Regions from separate parts of the Mus musculus genome. Here all the other regions are linked to region 1. A link is a loop called in an ENCODE intact Hi-C map of the cell type or tissue named here. Cell type or tissue: gastrocnemius. All regions are shown on one strand. Links, peaks and the distances in the headings refer to the core of each region. The heading gives the core; the rest is flanking DNA. Region 1 holds the start of Fosl2 (fos-like antigen 2). Region 2 holds the start of Mrpl33 (mitochondrial ribosomal protein L33). Region 3 holds the start of Rbks (ribokinase). Region 4 overlaps Babam2 (BRISC and BRCA1 A complex member 2).

Region 1 (8,450 bases), core at 2,118-7,117:
AAAGCACGAAGTGGTTCTCAACCTGGCTAAAAATGTTCTGAGGAGCTTGTAAAACTCACCAACGTCGGAGCATCACCATTAGAGTCTAAAATAATTGTTCAGGGGTGGAGTTCTATTACAGGTACTTTTTCAGACTCCAAGGAGATTCTATTATAACATGCAACAGGGGCAGGAAAATATTGCCCCAAACAAATGGAAGGCACTACAAATCATCACCATCGCCACCGCCGCCACCGCCATCAGCATCACGTCACCTCATAATGTAGGTCTGTGTACGCTGTACAGGCTAGCTCCTGGGAGAGTTGCCAGCTTCCTACTTTTGGAAACACCCAACTTTGTATTCTATTGCTCGTCTCCAAGACAGGTCCTCAGATAGAAGGGGTGCCCAGGACAATGGCCTCACGTGACCATCTCCTCCTTGGGGGCAGCTGCCAGCTCTCTTTTTAGGAAAGCATCTAAGAAATCTGCTCATTCCAAAGAACAACAGTGTGCCGGTTTTAGGCTTGGGGAAGGGAGCGGACAGCCCAAAGCAAGCTAGAGACTGAGATTCCTCTGGGATAGGCAGGAGCCTCCCAGCTCCTCTCCGGCCCTCAATGCTCATACAGTTTCCCGTAGACACCAGCCAGATTCCTTGCAGCGATGGCTTGGTCTAGACAAAACAAAGCGGCAATAAAAACAAGGCGGGAGGTAATGACTGCCTCTGAATCGCGTGTACACCTTGTTTTAGACAGAGGGTAAGCCATCTGGATAACATGCCGGCTCCAAACTGCAAGAAAAACAATGTCCTGTCCCCAGAGGGGACTGAGCCCTGATAAAGAAGGCTTTTGTCTCCAAAGGATCCTCTTGGAGAGACGGCACAAAAGTTTCAATTAGATCTGGCAGATGGGTCTTGTCTCAACTCCAAACGTGTTATTCAGAGAGTGGCATTGGGATAAGAGAGAGGAGATAAGGCTAAGAGTCTGTGGTCTCAGAAGTGAACTTGACTAATAGGCTCTCCTCCTATGCCAACAGTCGAAGAATGACCCAAATGTCCCATAAAAGGGACATGGAGTCATGATTCCCATGAAGGAGTTCACACTGACGAGAAAGAAACCAAGACAGCTTTCTGGCTGCAGGGCAATGTTGTGACAGCACCCGGTATCATGTGGCAGCGATGGGGGGTTGGGGGTGGGGAGAAGAATGTGAGAAGTAACCAGGGACCAAGTTCTCTTGGGGTACAAGCCCCTGGAAAACTCTTCCTTTGGGGACAGGGCTGAAATGTTGGGTGGCTATATGGCATTCCAGCCTGGCAGAGCTTCTAAGTACTAGAAATATTGTGTCTCCCTGTCAACTTTTGGGTAAATGTCTATAAAAGGACCAATGGCCCCCATAGACCTCCAGAGCCAAATCCGGTGAGCTCTTAAGCTTTCTGGGCCATACCGTCTGTGGTGCAACTCTGTTCTCCCACTATAGCAGGGAGCATCAGTAGGGAATACATGAGAATCCCAGGGCTCATTAAACTTCACTTACAAATACAGTTTGGTCTCCTAGGCTCAGGTAGGAGGTAAGCAAAAGCCAACCAACCAATCAAACAAACCAAGAGAGATACCCCTCTCATCCAGGAAGCCAAGGATCATCGCTCACCAACTTGGATCTCCACACCCTGAGCAAAAGTTCAAATCCTTACAAGCTGTGTTGTGTGTCTTTGGGGATTGGGGACTTCAGTGTTAACCAGCAGCATTCTGTGCTTGAGGCGCAATGGGCTGCTCACTCAGTGATGTGCTGTCCAACTCATCAGAAACCAACTCAGCAGACCAGAGAAGTCTCACAGCCCAGAAGTTGCTGACTTGGAAAACAGTCTTTCCGGACTCAACAATGAGACCTTGGGTTCAGAAAGAGTCATACCTAGTAGTCTTGGAAAACAAGAGTTTAGACCACCATCCCCTTAGGCTCAAATGGAGGCACTCCCACAGTCCTAAGCTAGGCAGGCAGAGTTTAAACAGAGCTCAGGCTTGCTGTTCTTGACCCATCCTGTTGGGCAGGTCCTTCTTGGACCCCAATTATGCAAGACATGAACCTGTGGACCCTGTAAGCTGCTACGCCAGCCAGGCAGGCAGGGAGGCAGGGAGGCAGGCAGGCCATCCAGGAAGGAACTGGCCTATCTCCTTTCTATAGCCTTGACTAGGGAAATCCAACATCCCAGCAGACTAGCTGGGGAGAGAGGGGGTAAAAGGCATGTTCTCTTCACACTTCTCAGGCCCAACACCAACATCAGGCAAGTGTGTGTTCACTGGACCCAGGGCCTCTTGTATAGCATTACATTGGCCGTCATCGTGACCTCTGGCCTTTCTCCTCTGAGGAAAAACCATTTATGTCACAATGGAAATTGCTGCTAATAACTCAAAATTTCCAAACTTTTATCCTATACACATTATCACAGAGGACCTGCCCAACACCAGTCTCTTCTCTGTCTCAGCTTCATTTAAAAGAAGCAGTCTAGCCTGTGGCACTTCACTGCCAGGATGAAGGAAAGCAAGAAACAGAAAGAAACGAGAGGCAGAGCCCCCTGAGGGGTTATCCCCAGGTTACTCGGGTCTCCTGCTCTTTCTGGTGAGAGTCCCACTCCTGAATGGGAAAATTCCTCCTCTCACCCATCTCCTGAGTTCTGCAGTCAATCAGACCAGGGTTGCCCACACCCCTATTCCATGTCTTCCTTGATTCTTGTCTAATCATACGAGACATGAACGAGACAGTAGCCTGCTCCCATGGGAGGGCGGGTGGTCTGTCACCTCTTAAAGAACGGCTGGAAAGGAAGCCTAGTGACACCGGCCACTTGTCAAGGCTGATTCAGCTTTGTTACTGGCTCAGAGGGTCAAGTTACCAAGCGGGATTGGGACAGATACGTAGATCTCAAACAGAACAGCTGACATTATTTGATCTGCTGAGGTCACAACTCAACACACAATAGAGACGAACCCCGTCCACCCAGCAGTGAGGCTAATTTTTCCTTTTCAACACATAAACCGGAATTGTGTAACTAAGGGGAAAATGTCCAAGGCATAAACACAAAGATGCTGTCAGCAAGGGGCCATTTTATGAGCTTTGAATGGGAGAACATCTTTCCAAATGGACGCTGGAGACCGAGACCTACAAGACTTGGGGTCTCACCAGTCTGTCCATTCAGACTTCATGTGTCAGACTTAATTCCAAAGACCTTTTGGTAATTTTCAAATATCAAATTCACCATTCGAGAGAAGATTTGTTGGCAGGGAGAATTTTCTATATGCACTGAAAACAATAAAAAACAAAACAAAACAAAAACCCAGTATTGCAACGCCTTTGAGAACGGCAGTCTCAGCATTCAACTAAGCATATAGTCCAGCAAGGGAGGAGGCGATGTCAATGATGATGATGATGATAATGGTTTATGTGATTTAGGTGTGTAGGCTCTGGTGTGTTTGTTGTAAGAAAAAACAAACTAACAAACACACACAAAAAAAACACCTCAAGCCCTCAAATTTTATATTCAGTGTGAATAATAAGACAGTCAGTACAATACGATAATAATAATACACTCGATAATAATAATACACTCAGTCAATACAATAATGGAAATGTACTCAGGGTTTTAGAAAGGAAAATTCAACCACTTCTCAGACAGTTTATGACTGCTGTTTCACCCCATGGTGGTGAGAAACTGGGCACCTCCTCCAGGAGGAATCCGCGGAACAGATACATTCCTGGGATAACACTGCATGATCCAAATCTACAACATCTGTAAGATCACAAAAAACAAAGAGAGAAAGACCACCAATTCGCATCTCTCCCTTCTCCAACATTCCCCACACAAGCAGATGGGGAAAACAATCCTTGAGTATTTGAAAACACCATGGGCTGGGGGAGGCAACTCATGAACAAGAAAAAAAGCACTCTTTTATTCCAACCGGGCTTTATTAAAAAAAAAAAAGATTTTTTTTCTTAAACTCAGTTTTAATTCAAGTCATTTGTAGTTAGTTATTGTTCAATATATGACATTCGTTTGCCTTAAATAAGAAGAAAAATTCTAAGAATTTGGAAAACTAACGAAGTTTAACACTCTTGAGATTGGAAAAATACATTCTCAGAATAGCTCTTCCAAAAATGTCCTGTAGGGGGCACTAGAGGGGTACAGTTGAGGCTGACTTGGGAAATCACAGTCATTTCTGGTAAAAGTTGTTTGATGTGAGGAATGTCCCAGCCTGGTACAGTTGGCAAAAGTTCACTCTGGGGAATTTTGTGTGTGTGTGTGTGTGTGTGTGTGTGTGCGCGCGCGCATACGCCTGTTGGAAGAATGTGGCAGGGGGGAAAAGTTGGCCTGATGGTCCCTGATCCTGAAGGAAATGCCCTTGACTTACTCTCACAAGTCATCAGAACAGATAGCTGCCTTGGAAAAGTTCCGTGTCTTGTTTTGTTTTGTTTTTCATTTGAAGGGGGCCTGGCTGAAGAAAACAAGTTATGAAATGACCTATGTTTGTGTAACTGGCTGGATTGCGTAATGCCAGGGCCCTGAAACCGTAACAGCCAAGGAGCAGGGCACAGCATATATCTGGAGGTGTTGTCCCAGGAAAAAGAAAATCACAACAACAAAGCACACTCCAGGAGGAAGAGGTGCATCCACCTAGCTCCAAAAAAAATTAAATTGCCAGGGATTGATTAACCTTTGAGATTGAGATTATAGCTACAACAGGAAATAGTTTTCGTGTTTTGAGTTCCTGCCATAGACACAAGCAGAGGTCTTAACAAAGAGCTGTCTGCCTCCCACCCCACAGGTCAGTGGGGAAGTACTAGGTACTTAGTACTAAGACGCAGTATTAAGACCTTATGAAGCTAGATGTCGCGGGGGGGGGGGTCGGGGGGGGAGTGCCAGACAGCAAATTTATGGGGATACAGGACCCCACAAACAAGGAGAACAGGGGGAAAATAGTATGCACTTGCACAAGGAAAACCAGGAACTTCTCACAAGTTCCACTGATTGGATTGGTCCACCGTGCAGTCATAAAGGAGGAAGGCCCAGTCACTAACTGCCAGGAAAGCTTCCCCATGTAGAGGGCTGGGAGCAGAGCTGATTACAGACTTTATCTGGCATGTAATAAAGTTACCTTGAGCCCAGATTGGGGTGGGGTAGCAGCACAGACTTGGGAAGTAACAAAAACAGAGGCCTATCACTGGGACCACAGAACAGTTTTATAGACAGCCAGATCAGGGAGGGGGAAGCCTTCCCCCTGTTCCTCGTCTCCTACCCACCGCCCCGACAAGGCTGAGAGTTGGCTTAAGTGGCATTACCTTGCCAATCCCTCTGGTTTGAAAGACTTCTTGCTCATAAGGCTGAGCAGAATAGGCAGCTATACCTGAGAATCGCATGCACTGGTTGCTGCTAATTGCAAAATCCTCCTGTGTTACAGCATGCTAGGAATTAGCCAACAGCTGCTTTTTGCTTGGGTAATGAGGCCCTATTACACACTGCTGGACGGAGCTCTCTTCCTTCATCCGAGCATCGGTTTCCTGTCTGATTTGCTTCCAAAACAGGGAATTGCCTCCGCTCACATCCTGGGCTCAAAGCCCTAGTGACACAGATTATTCAGTTGGGGCACTGATGTCCGGTCTGACTTCCCATCCAGGCCCCAGAGTCTGAGCAAAGCCAGGCAGGGAGATTGTACTGTCAGTGCTCACTGTCTTGGTCTCATTAGTGGAAGAAACAGAAACGCAAAGCTTCTATGTTGGTTGGAAAGGAGAGGTACATGGGGTGGGGTTATTGGATTGGAAAGTAGGGGACAACAGGTATAAAGGACTCTAAACCCATTGATGAGTGATGTTTGGGTTCAACCCAAAACACCAAATGTACTGGGATGCAAACATAAGCGACTACTTCTCAGGTATGATTTGGGTGTTCAGTAGTAAGAAAGGGTCCACTGACTGGACCCTCAATGCTCAGACCAGGCTGTCTACAGTGGGTGCTTAGTAGGTATGGGGCTTGGGAGGAGCTAGACACAGAAAAGTCATTTAGAAGGACTCCCCAGATATGGAACATTACTTTGAGAGAGGTGCCCCTCTTGTCAGATTACAAAGAAAGCCATATTTTTATTATATTTCCCAGCTCACTCCACCCTTCCCTGGAAGACCCCTGACCTCCTATCTGGTTGACTTCTAAAGGTCAAAGTCAAGGCCATGGCTATTGGCTTATGGAGTAACTCTGGCTGCAGCCAGCTTGGCTAGGAACTCCCAGATGCTTGCCAAGGTGGGCTTCAGGTGGCAGAGGACCTTTTGAGTTCATGCAATTCCCTCACAAGATGGTGTTTGTGGTTCCTGCGACACAGGCCAGGTACCCTACCACCCCTACCGCCCCACCAATACCTGTCTGGTACCTACAAAGACACAGATTACAGGCACAATCCTTCAGTGCAAACCAGTCTGGCTGCTTTAGAAAGAGATGTTTTTCTACTTCTAAATCCACTCAGGAGCTCAAGCGATGTGTCTCTTTCTCCCACTTCTCTCTGACAGCTTCTTTGCCCCAGGTACCCCCAAGCCCCTCAAAGTTCTGCTGGGGGGGGGGGGAAGTACAGGCTCCTGCCCAACCCTTACCGGAAGCTGGAGGGGGGGTGTCACAGGAGGTGTCAAGAGCCAATCAAAGCCAGCTTCTTCCTTCCTGACCTTCGCACCTAATTCCCAGGGGCAACCCTCGCCCTCACTCCCAAACACTTGAAGGAGCCCAGCTTTGTTTTTGAGTCCCCAATCCCTTTCAGAAAACAGCTAAGACCGAAGAATAACAGAAGAAGAAAGGGTTAAAAAGCCTTCCCCCCCGCCCCCCCCCGTAGGGTCCTTGACGGCTGGGAGGGGCTTAGGGGGCGCAAAAATTTTCTTGCCTATCCACTACCTAGAAAGAGGAACGTGAAAAGGGAGGGAGAGCGGCTCGGAAGGAGGCAACAGGCTTCCCGGAGGGGACCTGTAATTTCAAGAGCTTTTCTGGAAAATTAAGTACGAAAAGGGGGAGAGGGTGTCGTTGGCTCTTCAAGCCCACTCTCCACTTGCTTAAAAAAAAAGAAAAGAAAAGAAAAGAAAAAGAAAAAGAAAAGTGGAGAGTGGGTAGGGCGGAACAGGAAAAAAAAAAAGAAAAAGAAAAGAAAAGAAACCCACAACTTACAGCGGTGAAGTATTTTTCTAGCCTGGCTAGGAAAGGGAAAAGAAGGAGGTTGGGGGTGGAGGCAGTGGGAGCAAGAAGAGGGTAGGAGTCTGCCCGCGCCGCCAGGTGCACCCCGGCCCGCACGTACCTGCTGGCCGCCGCCACCGCTGGAGTAGGACTCGGCGTGCGCAGGAGAGCCGCTGCTGCCCCGGGACGAGGTGTCAAAGTTCCCGGGATAATCCTGGTACATGATCCGCGGTGGGGGCCGGAGAGGAAACAGGGTGGTTTTCTTCCCCGCCCTCGCCGCGGCCGCGCACAGTCTGCTGCGCGCTCGCTGGTCCACCGGCCCGGCCACGGGCTGGGCTTTTCGCTCCCGGGATGTCCCCTAACCAAGGCAGACAGGAGGCAGCGACACTCGGGAAGTGACCCCCCCGATCGCCGCGCACCGCACTTCGTTTCTGCTCTGCAAGCTCCGCGGAACCGGTTGTCCACCGAGTCCCTCCCTCTAAAAAGTCGGCGCGTCCCTCGGTCCCTCCCCTGCGCGCGCCCTTCCGCCCCCGCGCGCAGCCGGAGCTCTGCCGGGACCCACGGGCTGGAGAAAAATGGGCAACGCAAAAAGACTAGGAGCCCCGCGGGTGTCGCTTGGCAGCTCTGGGGGACTCCCTCCCCGATCTCTCAGGGCGCCAAAAAGGCGAAAAAGAAAAGCTGCCGGTTGGGAGAAACTTCTGTTTCCTCCTTTTAGAAAAGGAGCCCGAGAATAAACTTCCTGTGGCCAACTCGCCGCCTGAGTTTCCCGGCGACTCGGACACTTGACTTAGGACAAGGCGGTGAGCGCCGGTCCAGCGGCCCCGATCGCGCCGGTGGGACAGCGCCCGTGGGATTCTAGGCTGAGCGGTGCTGAGAGGGACGTGGCTCCGCGTCGCAGTGACCTGCACCCCGTGCTGGCTCCAGGACCTGCCAAGCCTCGCGCTTCTCGCCTCGCTTCGCCCTCCCCTCTCTCCCCCTCTTTCTTGCGCTCGCTCTCTTTCTCTCTCTCTGTCCCTGCCGAGCGCCGCTCACTGTCTCGCTTCGAGCCCCTGCGCTCTGCCCGAGATGAGTCACTACAATGGCACGAGTTCAACTCCACACTCTTTATTCTCCAGCCCCGCACCATGTGGATCCACTCACGTCAACCTTAGACTCCACCTTGCTGGGAGGAGCGCTCGAGGCGGCGGGGGAGGAGGCCTGGGACAAGGAGGAGGAGGAAGAGGCGCGGGAGGGGAGGGGAGAAGGCGGGCGGGGCGCTCCCCTCCCGGCCTCGCTCGCGGTCGCGCTG
Region 2 (8,450 bases), core at 1,391-6,390, 530 kb after region 1:
TCTTCACGACTAAGACTAGAATTCCCTTTTTATTACAGTAATAAATGGTCAGAAATATGGATATCATAAAAACAGCAGGGAATTTTATTTCTATAACAAAATGGAATTTGAACAATTTTAAGCTGACAACTGGGCTTGAGATTTTTTAATGCCTCTTCATGATAATTCTGCCTTTATCTTACTAGGAGGCAACTAAAGTGGGCAGAAAAACTAAAGCCCCAAACTCTAAAATAAAACACCCGGCAGCTTATTTTGCCAAGCCCATAAATTCTAGGGAAGGGTGGATCTCCACCAACATTGGCTGGGTTTGTGAGGAGACACCTAGCCTCTGGAACCTGTCTCTGTTTAGTTTGCTGTATTTACTTATTGTGCGTGTATGCGGGAGAGACACATGTGTGTGGGTCAGAGAACAACCTGCAGGCCATTATTCTCTCCTACTATGTAGGCCACAATGATGGCACTCAGGTCACCAGATTCACTGGCCTTAATCCACCGAGCCATCTCATCAGCCCAAGTATGTCTGTCTCCTAGACAAACTTAAAGTTACCATTTATTATGGCATTTTTGGTAGATATCATGATAGAAAATGTACCAACACATGTTCTCTATTTGTTTAACTCATACCTGAACCCTGTGACTTGCCACTGTTAGGCCATGCCCTCCCCTTCGCAGATGACTGCCTATTCTTCAGATAGCTGAATTCCTCCCTTCATGAACTAACCCTTCTTAGAGGCTCTGCCTGACTATCCCAGCTCAAGTCCATCTCCCCGTGGCCCGATGGGTTTGCTCATAGCACTTACTTACCACGATGTCACATCTTCCCTCCCTCTCAAAGCTCTTGTGTCCTGGTGTACCCACACCTGGCATAGCAGCTAGCTAGCACCACAGTAACATTCAGCACATATCCCTAAGTGAATGGCACGATTCCAAGGGGGCCACAAAATCCCCAGAGACATTCATTTGAAAAGGAGACAGAAGGTCCTGAGAACATGAGCTGCCGTGATGTCACTTCTCTGAGCCTTACCTATTGGATCATAGTGCAGAAGGCTCAGCTTCTCTCGGAGTCGGCTTCTCTTGTGGTTGAAGGAGAAACCTGTCCCAGCTTGGCTCACTAGTTTCACCAGGATAGTTCTAAGATCAAAAAAATGCACTGTCACAAGCTCAAAACACATTAGGTAGGCCGCCAAGAACACACAGCACACTTTGCTATGGAGTCATAGTGGCCCTAAGAGGGGTCCATGCCATGACAGTCTACATTTCCCATTAAACTATTTCAACGGCTCTTGACCTACAGTGACTCCGTGACAACCTTGCCAAAACAGCGGCAGTGAGGAAGCCAAATCAGAGAATCAGCCTCTGAGGGCATCTCTCATGAGGAGCAGACATCTGGTGGGAGAATATATAGGGTGACAGTAGTCACAGCTACATACAGTAAGGCAACCCTGAAGATGGCTGCCTAAGGAGAGCCAATCTTCCAAAAAGACTGATAGCAAGAAGGGACAAAATAGATCTCAAGTTTTACATCACTGATGCACAGGCCCTGGGCACCTTTGTATCTCATTTAGCCATCCAAACCAGCAAACTTATCATTTATCTCCCTGACCTTTGAATACCTGTGCTGTTACTTTCTCGTATGTGTGTGTCATCTTTGCCTCCCCACATAAGCCATTCGTCATGCCATTACACATCTGAAGCACTTGAAACCACAATCGGGCATGGAGGCTCACATCTATAATTTCAGCACTCTGAAGGCTGAGACAGGAGGATCAACCTGGACCACAGACTGAGATCCTGTCTCAAAACAAAATAAAGCCAAGAAGGCCACATTACTCCTCAAACAATGCCCCTGAAGACTACAGTATTTGTTGATGGAACAAGAAAGACAATGATGCTAGGTATGGTGGTACAGGCCAATAACCCTAACCACTTAGGAGGCTGGAGCAGGAAGTTCACAAGTTCAAGGCCAACCTGGGCAACTCATTGAGTCTGAAAACTTAGAAAAACAAATATGAGGCTGAACAGAATTCAGGAAGAGAGCTTGTGCCCAGCATGGGCCTAGGTTCAATGCCCAGTACTGGAGGGGAGAGAGGGTTATATAATTAACATAATTATCCATTCAGTCACACGGATTCAACAAGTCTCTATGGGGTACTTACTCTGTGAGGAGCCCTACAAGACACTAAGTCTGTGCCTCCTAGGGCTGAAATTATGGAACAGATGGACTGGCCCATAGGCAAGGCACAGGTCTAGCCTCTCAGTTCCAGCTGCCTAACGCTTAGCTCTGCAATCTTTCTAGTGCTTGGACTGACTTCTATAAACAGGCTCTAGGTTTCCATCAAATCAGAGCTCATCTGTAGATTCCTGCAGAAGACTCAGGCAAATGGCTCTGGTTAGGTAGAGCCAAACAGATCACCAGCCTGATGCTTGCTTTAGGAGCAAAGCAATGAACTAATAGATTCTGAGGTGAGACCAGAAGCAAAGTTCCTTTACACAAAGGCTGTGAATACTCCCTGGGACAGAAGGGAGACAGCACAGTCCTCAACTTACATCCTCAGTTTACCCAGTGCAAATGCACTGCTTTGCAAGAGGCCACATTTCCCACTGTGCTCTCTTCCCCAGTTAGTAACGGGTACCTCGGCTTCCTACCAGCCACAAAGGGAAGAGGAAGCAGGGTTGCTAAGCGACATGATCTGTGGTTTTGGTATATCAGATGCATTCTCAGCTTATGTATCTGCAACCCAGGATCGAACTGTCAATGGTAGCACCATCAAAGGACTTTTCCCCCAAGGTGCTCACATCAACAAAATAATTAACCAAATAAATAACCCCAGATCAACTCTTGGGAGATCAAACCCAAACACTGGGCCAATAAAACAAAAACCTTACTTACTTTGACTTGCTCTTGGCAACTTGTGTGTGTAAAGGTTGGAAGAAAGAAAAAAGATAAGGTTGTTATTTTTTTCATTCGAAGTGCTTATCAACATTAGTTGTAACCAAAAACACTTTAAAAGTATTCCCCACTTTACACTAAAATAACTTTTTCCTGGTGTGAGTCTGGCCCACACAATTATGAATGTTTTGTTGTTGTTGTTGTCTTGGTATAATCAACAGTTGTCTGCCATCTTAACATCGTTCTAAGTAATATCTGCTCTATCCCCACCCTTCTATAGTGTAAATATTTGTACTGCAACACAGCTCTTGTTTGAACTTTACAGACTGCAGCAAAGTCGCCTGAGATGCTAACTCTAATCAGGATGTCAGCCAGGAGCCAGGCAGCGGGGTAATACCACAGCGGCCAGTAGACATTCTTCGGACACCCCTGCAGAGGGCGACGGGGCTCCCGCCGCCTTCTCACCAGACCCGGAGGCGCGCCGCGGGGTGGCAGCCGCCGCGCCAGGTCCTCCACCCCTCCGGGCTCCACCTCGGGACCTGCGGGTCACCGCCTCGGCTCCACGCCGCAGGCCCTGCCGCCGCCTCAGACCGACTTACAAGAGACAGCGGAGAGCAGCATGGTCCACCGATTCTCACCGAGACCCGCCTAAAGAGCTCAACGACTACTTCCGGGGCATGCGCGGGTTCCGGTAGAAGGCTCAGGAAGTGGACAGAAGCCACGCCCTCCCCTGAAGTTCGGGCAGTCTCTGACTCAGTGATTTATTGGTAGTGAATTTTGTGGTATTATGGGAAGGACCCCCCCTCCATACAAAAGATAATACTGCCAAATATCACAATACCCAGATCTGCCTGGCTCCAAAACATGTAGCCTTTCCCAAGAGACACTGATCTATCTTTTTTTTTTTTTAATTTTATTATATATTTTCTTTATATACATTTCAAATGCTAGCCCGAAAGTTCCCTATATGCTCCCCTACCCACCCTGTACTGGGGCATATAAAGTTTGCAATACCAAGGGGCCTCTCTTCCCAGTGATGGCCGACTAGGCCATCTTCTGATACATATGCAGCTAGAGATACGAGCTCTGGGGGTACTGGTTAGTTCATAGTGTTGTTCCACCTATAGGGTTGCAGACCCCTTCAGCTCCTTGGGTGCTTTCTCTAGCTTCTCCATTGGGGGCCCTATGTTCCATCTTATAGATGACTATGAGCATCCACTTCTGTATTTGCCAGGCACTGGCATAGCCTCATACGAGACAGCTATACCAGGGTCCCTTCAGCAAAATCTTTCTGGCATATGCAATAGTGTCTGGGTTTGATGGCTGATTATGGGATGGATCCCCGGGTGGGGTAGTCTCTGGATATTGTACTCTGATCTACCATTTGCCCAGCAATATTTTTATGCCTGTGCAAGAAGTCCTAACTCCACCACCAGGGACCTCACTGGTAACTTCATCTCCCAATTAATAATCAGGATTTTATTATTTTTGCTGTTGTTTTGCTTAATTTGTGTGTTTATAATGACTCTCCCTATATTATAATTTATTTTTACGCCTGAGTGTTTTGCTTGCTTGTATATTTGTGTACCACTTGTGTGCCTGGTACCTGAGAAGTTTAGCATCATGCTTCAAATCTGGAACCAGAGTGTTATGATAGTTGTGAGCCACCATGTGGGTACTGGAAAGCAAACCCTACTCCCATACAAGAGCAACAAATATTCATAGTGGCTAAGCAATCCTCTCTGGCCTGTTGTTGTTGTTGTTGTTGTTGTTGTTGTTGTTGTTGTTGTTGTCTTAAGTGATCTTCTCAGCAATGCTGTATTTCCATTTCCATGTGAGGAATCCAAGGATAAGAATAACTAACTTGGCCAAGGCTGTTCCAGTTATTAGTGGAAAGTCTAGGTCTTGAATCCAAATCTTCAAAATCTGGAGGTCATATTTTAAATTTTCAAATATGGCAGGCATGTACTTAGTGCTAGTCTAGCTAAATCAGAGAGTTCCAGGTTCAGTAAAGATCCTATCTCCAAAAAAATTAAATAGGGTAGAGAGAAAGCAACATTGGCCTGTCCTCCACACATGCACATATGTTCATGTGTGCCAGTTCACATGTACACACATATAACACAGGAACACAAAAAAGATACCATGTCTCTTGAATGCTTGAATGGAGTGTGAAGGAGGCAATTACTTTCTCCTCCCATTAGGTACATCTGCCTGTTATTTACACCTAACACAGTGCTGGCAGCTGGTGACTTGATTAAGATGTTACTGATACAGATGTAATTCCAGATTTAGTTTTTCTTTCCACCTGAACTTAGCCCTCTATGCCTTATAAAGTGCAGAGCAGCAAAGGCAGCCAGAAAGGAAAGGTGCAGTTAGTTAGGTAAGGAGAACAAGTACAGCCTTTGTGGAAGCTGGAGTTGGGGAGGGAAGAGAGGACACCACTGTTTAACCCGGATCTCCACCCAGAGAGTGGATGGCGGGAGTGAGAACCCACACCTCATCCTAGGTGCACCTGCCTCGTGTTGGCAGACACGCACTTAGTGATGGGATTTGGACCTCTCTATGCTGGGAGGTCCCTGACAGCACACTATCCAGTCCACTGTCACACATACGCCCTGCCTGACTCAAAGTTGGGGAATAAAGCTGTTGTTCTTGTCCACAAGATCAGTGGTGTTAGCTCCCTAACCTATCCCTCAGACCAGGGAACATGGGTACTGGTAGAAGGGAGACCCCACAGGAGAAGATTGAGTTTTCCGAAAAGTGATGGTACTTGCTCAGTTGCCTCCAGGCAGACCAAGGCAATTTCAAAATCAAATCTCAACAATTTAGTATTAGAGCAAAGAGCACCTTGGAGAATAAGACTGAAAGCTGGGCTTATGCCCTGGGTTCAGTCTCCAGGGAATAGGCATCCTTAGGTTGGCAGTTAATATGCCCCCATCATTCAACCCTGCCATCATGACTCGGCCCCATGCCTTTTCACTGAGGTCTACTACAAGGCAATACCATTAGAAAGCATTTCCTGACCTGTATGCCCCATCTCACCCCACACTTCCCTCACTGTCCCCTCAGAGCAGCCAGTAGACTTCTCTGTGGTGCTTTAATCACTGGCCTTCCCCCGCCCCAAAACAGAACCATGGAGTTCAGTTTGTCCAGGCCAGGAGGTGTGCCCTGGGCTGTGGTTGATATGCCCAGTGCCACTCTATGAAAGAAAATGGATGTTCTGTTTCCCAGAAGCTAACAGTTGCCAAGAGCTTTTTGGTTGGAGGTGGGACTTGGTGCCTACTTCCCCTTCTTGCAGAGACTATGACAGCAAGCACAAGATCTGCACAAGTTCAAGCTAGGCAAAATTCCCTTAGAGCAGAGGTTCTCAAACTTCATAATGGTGGGACCCTTTCAGACAGTGCCTAATGTTGTGGTGAGCCCCAGTCATAAAAATATTTCATTGCTACTTCACAACTGTAGTTTTGCTACTGTTAAGAATTGTAATGTAAATATCTGATATACAGGATATCTGATATTTGGCCCCCAATGGGAGTTGAGAACCATTGCCCTAGAGGGTCTGAGGTATGGGAAAAATTGAACCGTACTAAGTGGGATCCATGACTTCTGGGTTGACTAGTAGGCCCTGAGTTGCAGGTGTGGCCATGGAATTCGTTTTGCGTGATGATCTGCTTCCTCTGGGAAAGCAGAGGAGCGGAGAACGTGGCTAACTTGAAATAAATGAGGAAGTCTTGAGCAATAACCAAAGAGAAAGGTGCACACCTACATTCCAGAAGGCTCTAGGCCTCTTAACAGACGCCCAAGACCGAAGACCCAAACCAGGAAGCTTAGTTGCTACCAGAAAGATTAATGGAGGCCCTGCTAACAACACCCTTCCCGCCCACACATTTCACACTCTGCTGGAAAGACCCTGACAGGAGCAGGCTTGGGAAAGTCAAAACATTCGGTCTGATTGGTGGGTGACAGACGGGAGAAAAGTGTAGGTGCTAAAGTCAAGCATCTGAAAGGGTGTGGGGGGCTGGGGGCCGATGGGCTGAAACCCAGCTGGAGGAGGCAAAAGGTGCAGACTGGTCAGAGACAGGCATTCCTGCACTGGGTGGGAAGCTGGACTGCAGGGCAGCTGCCACAGAGGCATCCGGTGGGAAAGAACAGCACAGAGCCAGCTGCCTTTCACCAGCCAGAGACTCCCCAGAGCTCACGGTTTTTGAGGGTAGGAAGTGTGGGGGTTTTGGTGGCTTTTTGTTTGTTTTGTTTTGTTTTTTTCTCTTTTGGTTTCTGTTAGTTTAGTTGGTTGGTTAGCTTTATTTGTTGATTGATTAATTGGTTGGTTGGTTTGTTGGTTGGTTGGTTGGTTGGATGGTGGGTGGTTGGTTGGTTTATTGAGATAGGGTCTCACTAGGTATATTTGGTTGGCTTGGAGTTTTCTATGGAGGCCAGACTGGCCTTCAACTCACAGAGATTCTCCTGCCTCTGCCAAGGCGTAGTGGGATTACAAATGCCTTTGCCTACAGAGACATCTCATAGTTCCAGTTTGACAGGCCTTAGTTTTGTTTTGCTTTGTTTTGATTTTGGAGGGAGGATGTTGTTGTTGCTTTTGTTTTTGTTTGTTTGTTTGTTTTTGTTTTATTTTGTTGCTGGGGGGTGTTTTCTTTTGTTGTTTTTGTTGTTGTACAGAGGTCTCCATTGGCTGGTCAACAAGCCCTAGGCATCCCCCTGTCTCCTACTCCACAGAATAGGGTTTACAAGTGCACACCACCATGTCTGCTGCTTTTTATACTGTTCTTACTGCCTTCCTCCTGGATACTTGACTTGGCACATTGTGCCAGTTCAATCTGAGAGAACTGAAACGGGGCTCTAATTCTTCCGAATGCTTTCCAGGAGAGATCTCTAAACTGATTTTCCTGCCTCTACCTCCTGCCAGTGCCAGAAGCAGTAGCAGAAGCAGAAGCAGCATTTGAGAACTATCTAGCAATGCAGATTTCAGGCTCCGTGGTGACTTCTGTAATCACAATCTGCATTTTAACAAGATCCCTCGATGATCTGAAAGCACTGAAGTTCAAGAGGCAACGTTCTAGAAGGAGTGGCTTACTGACCTGGTAACAAAGGTTGACCTCAGGAAGTGAGCACAGGCTCATGTTCAGAACAGAGTATAAGACAGATGGGGATAGAGGTTTTCTCTGTTTTAGTTACTGTTGTATTTCAGGGCCTAACAGAGTACCTGGTATATAACAGTTGCTCAGTGAATACTCCTTAAGTAAATGGACAAGTTAAGGGTCATTTTTATGGCCCAGAACATGAGGCCACTATGGGGCCAGCCACTACCATGACTCGATGACTTCTGAGGCAAAAGTCTTTCTAGTCTCCCACCTAAGTCAAGCATGGTCCTAATGTCAGCACAGAACAGGACTCCTAAGCAGTTAACGGGTCTCATCTGGGGAGGTTAAGAGAGTGACCATGAAGCAAACAGCCAAACAGGCAGATCTCCTATAAGGGCCGGAGGTAAGCCAGTGAAGAGTAGGAATGGTGCAGGCAGAGAAGCCTCAGGTCCAGAACAAAG
Region 3 (8,450 bases), core at 1,352-6,351, 440 kb after region 1:
ACCTTTCTTAATAAGTCCTTCCATGGAGCATTATAATTACCTGATTATATTAACTCTCCCCAACAAAGACTATAACTTGAAATTCTTACATTTAACAAAGGCAGTTAACATACACTTAGTATTCAGTAACATTTAATAATGTTACTGAATAATAATGTGGTAAATTCAAATAATGGAATTTTTTCTAGACCATATTTGAAGCAAGCTTTATTAAATATTGACCAGGACCATGGATACTGGACTGGCCCATAACTAAAACCCATGCTCAGAATATGGCTTCAAATAATAGATTCAATAAACAAATTAATCTTAAAATAACTCTAAAGAAATGAGTGAGGGAAGCAAAACTGAAGAAAAATTCATCAATGGAGAAGATATAATAGACCCTCAAAATCTAATAAGGTGAGGGCCCCGAGAAAACAGTTCAGTGAGTAAAGTGCTTGCTGAGCAAGCCTGAGCAAGCATGACTTCCACCCCAGCAGCTATGTAAAAAGCCAGCCTAGTGGCACACATCTATAACCCCAGCACTGCAGGTTTCAACTCAGCAGATTCCCTGGGCTCACCAGTCTAGCCAAAACCGTGAAGCCCAAAGTCAGTGAGAGACCCTCTCTCTAATCTAAGGTCAAGGACGATAGAGGAAGATACTCAACACTATCCTCTCTCCAAATCATGTACACACACACATATATATGCATACTCTATACACAGACATACCATGTACACACATGCACACAAATCATAGGGGTTAAATACAGCTAAATCTGGGGGATAAAGGTACTTGACACTTAAATTATAAAAACATAGGGCAGAGATTTATGCGTGTCCAGATATTAAGCAACAAAGACAAATTGAATCTTTTCAGTCTTTGATTTTCTGGCACTGCGAAGTCTTTACACTTGATAATACAAAAGCAATAAATCACACGTATGTGATTTGGATGTTCACGGAGCTGCAGGAGAGTGTGCACGAACTCCTAATAGGTGAAAGCTACTGCTTTAGAGGTGAATAAGTCAATTCAAATGACTACTGTCTCTCTCCATCTGAAAGATTAATCCCACAATGAAAGCAAATTCATTCCCATCCAGGTACAATTATGAGTACCTGCTGTTCTGGTTTCTAAGCACTGTGCCACATAAGAATTTATAAGCTCTGCTAAACTGAATGTTTGCTTTATCATTGTAGTTACACACACACACACACACACACACACAGTGACACCATGATGCCCCCCCCCGAAATATTTGTGAGGTGCTTAAGCTTTACACAGTATACTTTAGTCTCTACATGGTTGTCTTCTGACTCTTGGGAGCTGGCCTCCCCATACATTCTAATACATCTAACATGAGCAAATGTCTCCTTTCCTATATATAGTATCTATCATAAAAATACATATATCTTATAGCATGGCATGACTTATAAGTCACTTCCATATGCAGCCTTGCCATTCATCTTCACAGTCTGGTATAAGGCATGTTTCTAATTCCCACATTCCAGGTGACTTGGGTAACTGTTTCTGGACAGTAGGCTCACCCACACTATCACTTTGAAGACTTTTCTAAACTCCACAGTCCTGCCTGATGTCTGCCCACTATGTCACAGTTCCTGGAGGGGGATGCTCATTTACTTCACATTCAAAACACACAGAGTCATCTGAGAAGCAAGCAGAAGGATATCTTATGACAAAAAAAAAAAAAAAAAAACTGTTCCATGGTTTGTTTTTTTCCTCAGAGTATCTAATTTACACCAAATTTCTCCAAGAAAGAGAAATCAAACTAACACCTCACACATGATCTCTGTTACTCACCTCTCTGCACAAACATCCACTCCCCCCCCACACACACACACAGTTTCTTAATGAATACTGTTTCCATTTTGTAAATACAAAAGCTAAAGACCAGCCAAATCAAGTTACTTATTTAATGTCACATAAAGAACAAACAGAAGGACTGAAATTCAGGTCCAGAGCTCTCTCAAATTCCACTATTCCTATCCTCTTCTCAAGCATTAATTACAATGGCCACTAAAGAAAGCACCAAGGTGAATTTTTAAAGCATACACTTCGGTAAATATAAAGACAAAGTCACGAATTTATACACATGATTGCTTTACAGCTAGACACCAACTAGGCTCCTGCTGATCCAGTGTTGGTACTAGCCTGAATGATTCACTAATTAAATGCCAAAGGAAACAACCTTCTCCAGACGCCAAACCACACTAGTGATTATGAAAACCCATTCCACTTCAGCAACTGTCAAGACGTTAGGATCACACCTGAGGGAATGGATTTCTGTCTTTATCTCCAGAACAGCAGCTATAATACAAGTTTTTGACAGTGCAAGGTTTTGTGCAGCTTCAAGATGTTTCAGTAAGTGTGACTTCACTAACAAATGAAAGTTAAAAAAAAAAAAAACTATACTGACTCCAAAATCAGGAATTTGAAGAGAAAAAAAAAAAAAAAGATGATTCTTTGGTACAATATGCAGGGATATGGATTAGAAACACACACCTCTCCTTTACATATGGCACCATTATAACTGATTCCAGAGAAGCAGGAAATTTTGGTGACCTGCCTCTCTTGAATGCTTGTTTTGCAATTTGTATTTCCTGATTTTGATGTATTGCAGACGGAAGATGCAAATATATAATTTTTATAAAAAAATCTGCTGCCGCAAGATAAGGTCACATGAGGTCTTTTAGTGGGCAGGCTGTCTGGGGAACACAAAGACGTATAAAGCACCATCTAGGCTCTCGCAATTAGGAGAGGATGACAAACACGGAAACATGTGCCCCCGTTGACGTCATGGAACGGAAAGGGGTGGCCTCCTGCTGCATCACGTCCACGTCATATGGCGCACGAGGGAAGTTACTGTGGGGGAGCAATTTCTCCACTGGGCAACATCAGGGAGGGGCGGGGAGAGCGAATTGGTTCCGATCCAAAGAATGTCCACCCATTCTGAGGAGAATCTAAAGGGATCCAACCCTTTCTCCCAAATTGTATGATGCCCTCATCAAGTGCAAAAAGAGGCGGGCTTCATCAGAAACCAGGACTGAACGAGATACGTGGAGAAAGAGAAGCCTCAGATCTTGGGGGCGGCTCTTGAGGGAATCCGCGTGCTGTGGGGCGAGCGGGGCATCTTTGGAACGCGGGCCTTCTCTTGAAGAGGCTAGCTCTCTGGCCATACTCAAACATGGCTCTCTGCGCCACCTGTGCGACTGAGATCCAACCTCCCCGCACCAGCCCGGGTCCAGGTACCTGGAACTTAAGTCCGATCAGTAACCGGCGACTAGACGGGGTACAGGTTACCCGAGCGCGCCCCCGACCGACGCACCGACCTGCGCGCGAACCGCGGGCCGGATGCGTGCGCGCTCCCCCGGACGTCCCGCCCTCTCCGGAGCCGGCCGGGCGTGCGCGTCCCCGCGCCGAGAAGCCGGAAGCTGAGGAAGGCGACCGGGTAGCGCCTGAAGGTTCCCGGGAGCTCTGGCCTAGTGCTTGGCGCGCTCTGTCATTCTCGCCGTGGCGGCCGGGCCCTGTGCTTGTGAGGCGGGGCAGGAACACCGGTCCCAGAGGGATCAGGACTAGCCAAAGGCCGGAGAGATTTCGGGCATTTGGGAGGGCGACCGGCACAGGCGGGTGGAACGCCCGCGTCGTTAAGGAGGACGGGGCGGCGTCCCTGGTTACGGGGTCAGGCAAAGGGCAAAGGGCAGCGTCAGGGTTGAGCAGGATTAGTAATGGCGGCGTGTGGGGAGCCCGGGAGGCCCTGGCAGGAGGAGGAGGCAGCAGCGGTGGTAGTGGTGGGTTCCTGCATGACCGACCTGGTCAGGTTAGTGCGGGGCCGCAGCGCAAGGTCTCGGGAGGGCGAGCCACACTGTGGATGCCCGGGCCTCGGATCGGTGGGCACCCACCATTGGAACTTTCCTGAAAGCTTCAGGTTTCCAAGCACGACTTCTGAGGTGAAAAGGCAGAATTCAAGTTTGTGGAGGTCAATGACAGAGGAAGGGACAGGGATGGGGGGTGGGGGGACTGAATGAAAGCTTTGATAGACACCCCCACCTACGGGCGCCCCCAAACACCTGCACCTGTTTCCTTGGCCAGGCTGCCCCATGACATTTTAACCTCTGAGAACATGATGTACCTACTTCACAGGGTTGAGAGCACAAGAAGTGTTTTGTCCACCAGACCCAACTGGGTATTACTGGATTGAACACGTGAAAGAAGGCACTGAGGCAAACACCTTTTCACTCATGTTGGCATTCCTGCAGTGTTCCATATTTACAGTTTACTTTTATGTGGAAATGTAACCATGGGCCAACCTTTGTGGTGAACCTAAGTGTGAATTCAAAATTTAAAACACACACACACACACACAAACATGACAATTACAGCCACTAAAAACCTGACCAAATAGTGCTAAATGAGAATAGTTGAGTTAGGTCAGAGAGGTTGTAGGGAAGATCCTTCTGCTTTGTCGTCTGTTTTTATGAAAACAGCTTTCCAAGCAGATAAGCAATATACATTGTAGAAAAAAAAATAGTTCAGGTATTCCAAAAAACTCAGGCCATATAATTCTGTTTATGTTAATAACCATATTTCCCAGCAACTTAGTGTCATCGGTCCCTAAACTATTTTTCCAAAAGATAGCAGAGAACTTTGAAATAAGGCCTTGGGGTAATCAAAACAACCAAACCCTTTCACCAAACTACCTATATCTACTTTAAAAACAGCTCCAGGGGCCTCATATATCTAACTTAATCTTGCTTAAAACATTATAAATTGTTATCAGATTCATCAAGATGGCTATGAGGTAAAGGTGCTTGACTAAAGCCTAATGCCCTTCAGTTCCTGGAGCCCAGTATGGTGGAAGGACACTACATATGTGATGCATGAGTGTGTACACAATAGATAGATAGATAGATAGATAGATAGATAGAATAAATAAGTCTATGCTTTCAAATTACCAAACACAACAGAAAAGATGGAATTAAAAAGGAGACTGGGGCCGGGCGTGGTGATGCACGCCTTTAATCCCAGCACTTGGGAGGCAGAGGCAGGCGGATTTCTGAGTTCCAGGCCAGCCTGGTCTACAAAGTAAGCTCCAGGACAGCCAGGGCTACACAGAGAAACCCTGTCTCGAAAAAAACAAAAAAAAAAAAAGAAAAAGAAAAGAAAGAAAGAAAAAGGAGACTGGGAGAGGCAAGTTAATTGACAAAAACCCTGATATGTTGTAGGGACTACAGAAATGGCCTCAACAGTTAAGAGCATTGGATAAAAACCACCTGTAACTCCCATCTAAAGGGTCCCACACCTCCAAGTGCATTGCTTTCCTACACACAGAGTTAAAAGTAAAAAAATGATTTTTTTAAATGAAGCAATAACAGAAGAGCTACAAATAATTAAAGTTTATATAATTTTGTGTGTGGTGCTAGATATTGAACTCAGGTCCGTTGCATGGCTAGTAAATACTTTACTACTAAACTACACTTATAGCTTTTAATTTTATTATTTGAGACAGAATCTCACTAAGTTCCCCATGCTGAACTTGTACCATGTAAGTTAGGCACTTGACCATGCTATCTTGCTGTAGCTGGGATTACAGGCTTACAGCCCCAAGTCTGTCTCTAAATTCTAAATTTTCCTTTTTCAGAAATGTTTGAGCTGCTACCTTGTCCTAAGTTACGCTGAGGCAGGCATGATTTTCTGTACTGGAAGACAATATAGCTGGAGACCTTTGGTGAGGAGGCTTATGTGTATTTTTCTAGGGGAAGATGTCAGCACATCTTTCTGTAAAGCTCCAGATAGTAAAGATTTAAGTTTGGCAGGTCACATTTGGAAGTGTGAAAAGTCCTTTGTCTTCATTAGGATTTTATTGCTGTGAACAGACACCATGACCAAGGCAACTCTTATAAAGGACAACATTTATTTGGGGCTGGCTTACAGTTCAGAGGTTCAGTCCATTATCATCAAGGAGGGAGCATGGCAGCATCCAGACAGCATGGTGCAGGAGGTGCTGAGAGTTCTACAGTTTCCTCTGAAGGCTGCTAGCAGAATACTGACTTCCAGGCAGCTAGGATAAGGGTCTTAAAGCCCACACCCACAGTGACACACCTACTTCAACAGGGCCACCTTGTAATCATGCCACTCCCTAGGCCGAGCATATGCAAAGGGTCTCGTCATTCTGATCTCCCAGATAAGGAATGCTGCAGACTAACCTGTCCATAAGTCCCTGTGTGTAGGCTGTCTCCAGTCCATCCTAACTAACTTAATCCCAGTGGCAGTTCTTGAAGAAAAGGTAGAATGTGGTGTTTGTTTTAGATCAAAGTAGGGAATGCGGTGGCTGAGCAGATGGATGAGCACTGACTGCTCTTCCAGAGGTTCTGAGTTCAATTCCCAGCAACCACATGGTGGCTCACAACCATCTGAAGTGGGATTCGATGCCCTCTTCTGCTGTGACTGAAGACAGCGACAGCGTAGTATACTCACATATATAAAATAAATCTTTTTTTAAAACACAGGGAGAATATTTCACTTTAGAAATAGTTCCATCAAGAACATACAAAGTTAGGGGTTGTTACTCAGTTGTCAGGTACATGTTCAGCATGGGCCAAGTCCTGGGCTCAGTCCACCACCTTCTGAGAAGCTTAACCATCACACACTAAAGACAGCCTAATGTCTCTTAAGGTGGTTAGTCTTCAGACTTCAGGGGATGAGGGATACCCAGAGGCAAAGGCTAATTTTATGATGTCAGAATTTTAAAATTTCAGAAGTAGAGAAATTTTACGGGCTATTAATCCTAGCCCCTCAGTTTATAGATAAGTAAGCCAGGGCCTAGAAACTTACATTATGGATAAATGTCCTAATTTCCCTTGTCATTTTCTTATAAAATATTTGAGTTAATATTTTTCATATGAGTCACTAATTAAAAACTCTTCCCTAGACTACTAATTTCCATAGATTTTTCTTAAAAAGTTTTCATGATCTGTTTGGGTTTTTTTATATATATACCTTGTTTTTATTCAGAACCCTGAATAAAATTGGTCTGGCTTTGTTTGTAAAATATGTGTCATGGTTATATTAGTTTCCTACTACTGCTGAAACAATTTGCCATAGATTTGATTGCCTTAATATTATTATAGCTCTGGAGGTCATAAGTCTTGCTTAGTAATCACTAAACTAAAATCAAGGAGTCAGTAGGTGAGGTTCCTTTCTGGGAGATGTTTTCTTAATGTTTATAGCTTCTCTGTTACTTTTTTAGTCAGGTCCCCTTCATCTTAGTAGCAAACAGTAGTTGGTTAAGTCTTTCTCACATAGCATCAGCCTAACTCATTCCATGTGCACTATAAGAACCCTTGTATTACACTGATCCCAGCTAAATAACTCAAGATAATCTCCTTCTCTTATTATATCTTATTGGCTATTCACTACCTAAGTTCTCCTTTGCTGTATACAAGATATTTCTAAATTGGAGAGATTACGGTATGCATCTTTTAAGAGCATTTTACTCACACTGTATATCAGCATCAAATAACCTTACACTATCACTTAGGGAACCTTTGGATCTTTTCAGTCCACCCTCACTCACATTTGCATATGAGGTGACCAAGAGCTTAAACAGGTCACTTCTGATCACACAGCCAGTCAAAGGCAAAATGAAGGCTGAAACCCAGAAGGCCCAGACTTTGTTTCCTTCCTATCATTCTCTCTAAGAGACCAATACTAGTGCCTTTTTGTGTAAATTCCATGTGGAAATTTGTAGTCTCTGTATATTCACTGTTTATCTTGGACACTGGTAAAGAATAACTAAAGATCTTCAAATCTAAAAGTAGCATCTTCATTACTCCATTACTCTCATTGTATTCCTGCATTTAATGTAGCCAGCCTAGACATCATGCCTGTACTATAGAATTACTTTAGAAGTAAATGCTTCACTAAGCCTTTTTGGAAGGCATCCAAGTCCAACTCACTTTATATACTGCTGAGTGCCAGACACTGATAATTCAATCAATGAGCCTTTTTTTTAATTTTAGTTTTCTATGTGTAGTAAGCTCCATGTAGTAATAATTCTTAAAACTCCTTCATTCATCCAGCTGACATTTTGTAATGCCCATCTGTGTTTATCATTATCCTGTCTAAAGTTTCATGAGGTTTCATGTTGTATCAAGCATGATGGCACATGCCTGGAATCCAGCACTTGGGAAATGGGAGAAAGAAAGAAAAAAAGAAAGAAAAAAAACCGACAGCAGGGTCATCCTCAGCCACACAAGGAGTTTAAAGCCAGTCTGTGCTACACGAAACCCTCCCTGTCTTTAAAAACGGTTTCATGTTACAACGAAAAGAGAAATCAAATCTGGTCTAAGGAAAGATATGAAAATACATGATTCTTTTTTATATGTTCAGTTTACAGATCTGCATTAATTATACTTTAAGTCCTTATTTTTTATAGCATGTATATCAC
Region 4 (5,000 bases), core at 1-5,000, 210 kb after region 1:
AGGGGAAGCGTTGTGGGATAAACATCTGTTCACTGAAACCTGACAGAGCCCTTCACAGGCTCTGTGGCCTGTGCGTGTCCTTATGTGCCCGAGGTTGCTATTTGTGCTTCCATGGCCTGGACAGCTCAGAAAGTGGCCTGTAGCAGGCCAGAGCACACTTGCTCACTCCAGCAGGGCTGTGGGGGCAACTTTCTCTGCCTTGTGTTTGATATAACAGAAACCACATAGAAAAGCAAATACCAAGTATCTGTGTGGAACTGCCCAGCCTTGCTTGCATACATTTCTAACACTACTATATCTGACGGCTTGCACATAAGTCACTATCTGTCCTATGACTGTTGATATCAAGAGATTAAGTATAACAAAGGGAAGGAGTCTGCTTTTTTTGAGCCCCCCCCCCTTGTGTTCACACACAAGTGTAGGAGTTTGTGGAAGAGAAGAGCTCTCTGGGAAAATCTTCCAGTTTGGGGTACTACCTGTTCATTTCTACCTCCCCAGTGGGGGAGAGGTACATGGTTGTGGCCCAGTGTGACCCAGGCAGAAACAATCTGGCATCTTCAATAGGCAGTGGCCTTTGAAGGAGCAGAGAGCCTCAATTCTTATTCCCAGTCTCTAGATCCCATCACCTCGGAGCCTTGGCTACACAGAACTACTTCCAAGACTTCTCTGCCCAGCTGATCTGTCCAATAGCAGCACACATGTCAGGGAGATGCTGCCTCCCTCCTGTTCCTTCTTCTGGCTAGGCCAGAGCTTCCCTTACTCCACCTTCCAATTTGCTCCCCTTTCCAAGGCTCGATGCACATAGTTTTTCTTTATTCATGTGGCATTAGTATCTGCCCTTGGCATTTGGCACCTATCAGGTTGAGACAACTGTCTTATATTTCTCTCCTAGAATTTTGTTCTCAGTTCCATGTGATTTACACAAAGTCTGGGCATCCAGGAACCGGGGGAACGATGGTCATCTAAGTCCAATGAGATATTCCAGATACACATTTTCTGTGACATATCTCAAACTCGGGACGGAAAGTTATTTTTTCCCGCTCCACAAGCATGCAACTCTCCCGATCTCCAGCACCTCCTGGGATAGCTGACGACTAGCATATCCCATATAACACAAGAGGACACACTTAGCCAAATTATTTTAAGAGTGGCCAGTTGGGGCTGTTAAGAAAGCTAATTATAAACCTATCTTGGCCCACCTGCTGAGTTGGATGGAGGAGGTCTGGCTCACACTCAGGAAGGTCATCAAGAAAGTAGCAAGCAGCAGGTTGGGAAGCTTTGGGGGAGGGCAAGCACCCACCAGGCTAAACAGAAAAACTGATCACAATGTCTAGTACCCCACTCTTCTTGTCCACACGCAATAGAAATAATCTTAGAAGTAAGAGATTTGCTACCTGCTTTAATTTTGTACAGAAATATTGAAAATCTTTTTTTTATACTTATGGATCAAATGGTTACTCTATGGTCTAATTTTATCTGAAGGAAGTGTGGAGAACTGATATCTAGCAGTTAAGTCTTTGTCACCAGAGGCCTATGACACAAATCTCAGTGATATTTTAGGGGAACATGTATAGCTTTTCTTCCCCCGTGGCTATAATTGCTGCTGGAGAAGCCCCAACATGGAAAGGTTGATGCTTTGAATGTGCTGAAAGATGTTGGAACTAAACCATGCAATGACAGCTATCAAAATGTCACCAATGCAGTGTCATATCCAGTCAAGATGCTTAAAAAATCAAATGTTCCAAGTACGACGCTATGAGAGCTGTGTAAGGAAGGGAGCTACCTAGTTACTGATGGGGAATCTAAAATGAGGTCATCTCAACAACGGAGCAGCAGCCTGGCACCAGGAGCCCAAGCTAGCGAGAGCCATGGTTCACCGAGTGCTATTCAATTTGCTCTTCACAGCCACATTATAAGTGGCGAAGCTGAGGTTGAACTGACTAAGGAACCTGTCCAGGATCACTGGCAGATCACTAGAGGTTGCATCCAAATCCAGATCTGCTTGACTGTGGAGTCTGGGCTTTAACCATTCATGCAATATCTGGCTTCTTCCAGGTGTCATCTACAGAAATAAAGCATATCTCAAGTATCTCAAGAGTGCTTGACTTATCTGTACTACCCAGGTATGAAGCACAAGGTTCAGAGACCAAACACAATGTTCTCTTGCCCAGGATCTAACCACCGTTTAGGGAGAGCACCACAAATGTCAAAGTACATTACAAATTTCTAAAGAATTCTCCTGTCAATAATTATGACTCTTAGCTTGCTCGGCCACAAAATCAAAGGGCTTCATTTGAGGTCCTTGGTCTTTATTTAGGAATTAGTAATTGGCTGAAGAGATGGATGTAGTAGATAAGATTTAAATTTTTACTAAATGAGGTTTGGGCAACAATATAATGGATTATTTTACATTTGAAAGTGAATACATGTGGGCTGGAGAGATGGTTCAGTAGTCAAGAGTATGCACTGCTTTTCCAGAGAACCTGGGTCCCAGTCCCAGCAGCCACAACTGGCAGCTCACTACCTGTAACTCCTGCTCCAGGGAATCCAGTGCCCTCTCCACATGCACATACATACCCCTGACACACACACACACACATGCACATACATACCCCTGACACACACACACACATGCACATACATACCCCTCACACACACACACACACACCCCTTTTGAAAAAGAAGTTACAATTCTAGTTAAGATCTCGACCCTCAGTCTACCTCAATTACAAAATGCAATTAGAACCTCACTTGATAAACACATGTTTAAGCAAGCTGCAACTGTGCCCCTGTCATAGTTGCAATAAGTCACTGCTGTGCAGGGCACTTGCAAGCAGGAATGGACAAGTACCAGGAAGGACACACCTACCACTCCAGTTCTGTTTTCTGGGATGCCCAGACCTTAGCACTTCTCAGGAGTTTCAGGGAAAGGTCATGTACAGGTCCACCAGAGCTCTGCCTAATCCTTTTCAAAGGTGGGAATCTAGGTTCTGACCAATCCAGAGAAAACAAATGAAGAATTTTTGTGACAATTGGGTGGGTTGGGCTAAGCCAAAGACTCTGATAATAGAAAAAGTAAAGTGGAATTTCTCCAAGGCCTGTGTCTAATTTCTGCCTGGCTCAGCTTTTGCCCATGTTCCAATTCCAAGCTCTCGGGTCTGCTGGATTGGAAAATGGCTCAAGCTCTAAATGGAACACTGGCTCTCCAGCATCTCGATCCCAGATGCCCAAGGAACCCGAGGGGCCATGGAGTAGTCCTGAGGTCCTATCGACATTAATAAGAAAGTGCCACCCGTGTTCCTTCCCCTCCAGGGGTAAATGGTTGGGCCTGTGCTCTCTGCTCCACAGGCATTCTTCACATGCCACATAAGCCACTTAAAAGAACACTGCCTCTGTAACTCCCTGAAGATGTCTGGCTGGGTTAAATCATTTCTCAGTTACGTGCCCTCCCTCTAGAAGGAATCTGTTGGAAAGCTGGCTGTGCATGGCTAAAAACCTTGGGATCATCATGGTCGAACATTAGAAAGTTCACAGAGCACGTCACAGTTTAACTTTGTAGTAGCCTATAGAAATTTGACTAAATGATGTTAAACCTTGTTTTATGTACTGTATGCTGACAACTCACATGCAGCCCACAAGCCTCTGTACGTTCCCAACTTTCCCGTTCACCGCAATTTCTTTCTACTCTACACCACTGCCCATCAAAGCACCTCACCCTTTGCACACACTCTGCTTCATTACTGCATGCCACTTACCCATGCTTAAAAGACACACGAGGAAAATGAAACAATACGTGTTCCTTCCCATCCCACTTAATTTAGCCTCCTGGATAAATGCGTGTAATTTGCATTGTAAGATGCCAGTACTTGTGTCCTCCAAAGAGCCACCAAGTATGTGTGAAGTATCCCTTATGAGCTTAAGTCCAGGATAGCGCATCAATGTTGCTTCGTACCACACAGTATGAGGATGTGTGGTGATTGTACAGAGCTGCCTGCCAGCAGGTTCCCTGGATGGAAGCCTCTGCAACCCAACACTGGCTGAGCAAAGACCCTAAGACAGGGGCATGCGTGACTGAGAGACCCAGAATGGTGTTAGCTACTATCCAAACACAGGGTGCAAACATTGCCTGACCTGACATAGAACTAGCCAAAAAAGAATATCCCAGAAACATTAAAAAGAGCAACCATTGTATGAATTTCTCTGAGGATGTCAAACGCTACTAAAGGGTGACCTTTAACTTCACTAAGTTCTGGTGCTTAAGCTGTAGCGAGGACCACTCATGGTTAAATATGCACGATGTTCCACTCAGAGAATCTTGACTATGTTACGGATGCCCCTGCTGCAGCAGCCAGAGCTGATGATAGCCCTTCTGTCCCACATGCTCACACTGCCATTCACGTCATGGGAAAACTTACTCATCCTTCAAAACTGTGCAGATGTCTTCCTTTCTCCTGTCCTTCTTGGGACTCTAGCGATGGACCTCCTGGTGGAGTCAGAACTCCAGGACAGAGCTCATGATTCTTGCACTGGCAGTAGCTTCTGTGCTTGTCGCTTATAGGACACTATTTTTCTTGAGCCTGGGCATCTGTGTTTTTAGTCTGTAATGCCCACTCTAATCTCTGAACAGTGTCTGTAGAGTACGTGGCACAAAATAGGAAATTAATAATTTTAACTGATGTTTGTATGTATGTATGTATGTATGTATGTTTTTCTTTTAAAAAGCAAACTCCTGAAGGTCTTGACCTAGGTAAATAATTCCCTCAGAATGTAGTGATTGCAGATCAAATATTTTCTCCCTGGGAGCCATTTGAGTGAAAAGACAAACCTGTTGATGGCTTAAGCCCTACAAAAATATGTTCCATACCAGTAAAATCATCAGGCATAAACTAAATCAGAACTGAGGCTGCCAGACAACTTCAATGCCAGTGATAGCGCCAAAGAGAGAAAGGGCAAATGCTTACAACGTGGATGAACACAAAGTTGTAACTCTGCCAACTATA

The links. Hi-C counts contacts between places; a loop is a spot of excess contacts. Peaks named below come from ENCODE experiments on the same cell type or tissue, not always from the same donor. Only the 100,000 strongest peaks of a DNase experiment are listed, where the experiment ranks them.
Region 2: a loop joins it to region 1, with 2.8 times the contacts of the local background. A loop is called at or near these places in 15 of 42 quality-filtered maps.
Region 3: it touches region 1 in a loop (6-fold over the local background); 27 of 42 quality-filtered maps call a loop at or near these places.
Region 4: a loop joins it to region 1, with 2.9 times the contacts of the local background. A loop is called at or near these places in 22 of 42 quality-filtered maps.

The regions. Positions count from the first base shown.
Region 1 is chr5:32,135,639-32,144,088 of GRCm38, reverse strand. It overlaps Fosl2 (fos-like antigen 2), which reads right to left and starts at 7,617. Exons shown (of 4, transcript NM_008037.4): 1 at 7,284-7,617. The coding sequence starts at 7,385. In gastrocnemius, for the core only: a CTCF peak has its summit at 4,121 (motif pointing right); DNase peaks (open chromatin) are centred at 4,243, 6,271, 6,678 and 6,856; H3K4me3 peaks cover 4,463 bases; H3K27ac peaks cover 4,903 bases.
Region 2 is chr5:31,609,062-31,617,511 of GRCm38, reverse strand. Mrpl33 (mitochondrial ribosomal protein L33) reads right to left here and starts at 3,561. Exons shown (of 4, transcript NM_025796.3): 1 at 3,490-3,561; 2 at 2,891-2,909; 3 at 1,025-1,131. The coding sequence starts at 3,511. All of the region lies in intron 2 of Gm38424 (a long non-coding RNA gene), which reads right to left. In gastrocnemius, for the core only: a CTCF peak has its summit at 3,350 (motif pointing right); a DNase peak (open chromatin) is centred at 3,494; H3K4me3 peaks cover 1,912 bases; H3K27ac peaks cover 1,469 bases.
Region 3 is chr5:31,692,881-31,701,330 of GRCm38, reverse strand. It overlaps Rbks (ribokinase), which reads left to right and starts at 3,721. Exons shown (of 8, transcript NM_153196.1): 1 at 3,721-3,821. The coding sequence starts at 3,730. It overlaps Babam2 (BRISC and BRCA1 A complex member 2), which reads right to left and starts at 3,281. Exons shown (of 12, transcript NM_144541.1): 1 at 3,254-3,281. In gastrocnemius, for the core only: no CTCF peak of the experiment used is centred there; DNase peaks (open chromatin) are centred at 2,843, 3,380 and 3,653; H3K4me3 peaks cover 2,141 bases; H3K27ac peaks cover 2,642 bases.
Region 4 is chr5:31,929,696-31,934,695 of GRCm38, reverse strand. All of the region lies in intron 7 of Babam2 (BRISC and BRCA1 A complex member 2), which reads right to left. Among named protein-coding and RNA genes, the nearest start is that of Gm52770, 67 kb to the left of the region's middle. In gastrocnemius, for the core only: no CTCF peak of the experiment used is centred there; no DNase peak of the experiment used is centred there; H3K4me3 peaks cover 527 bases; H3K27ac peaks cover 3,197 bases.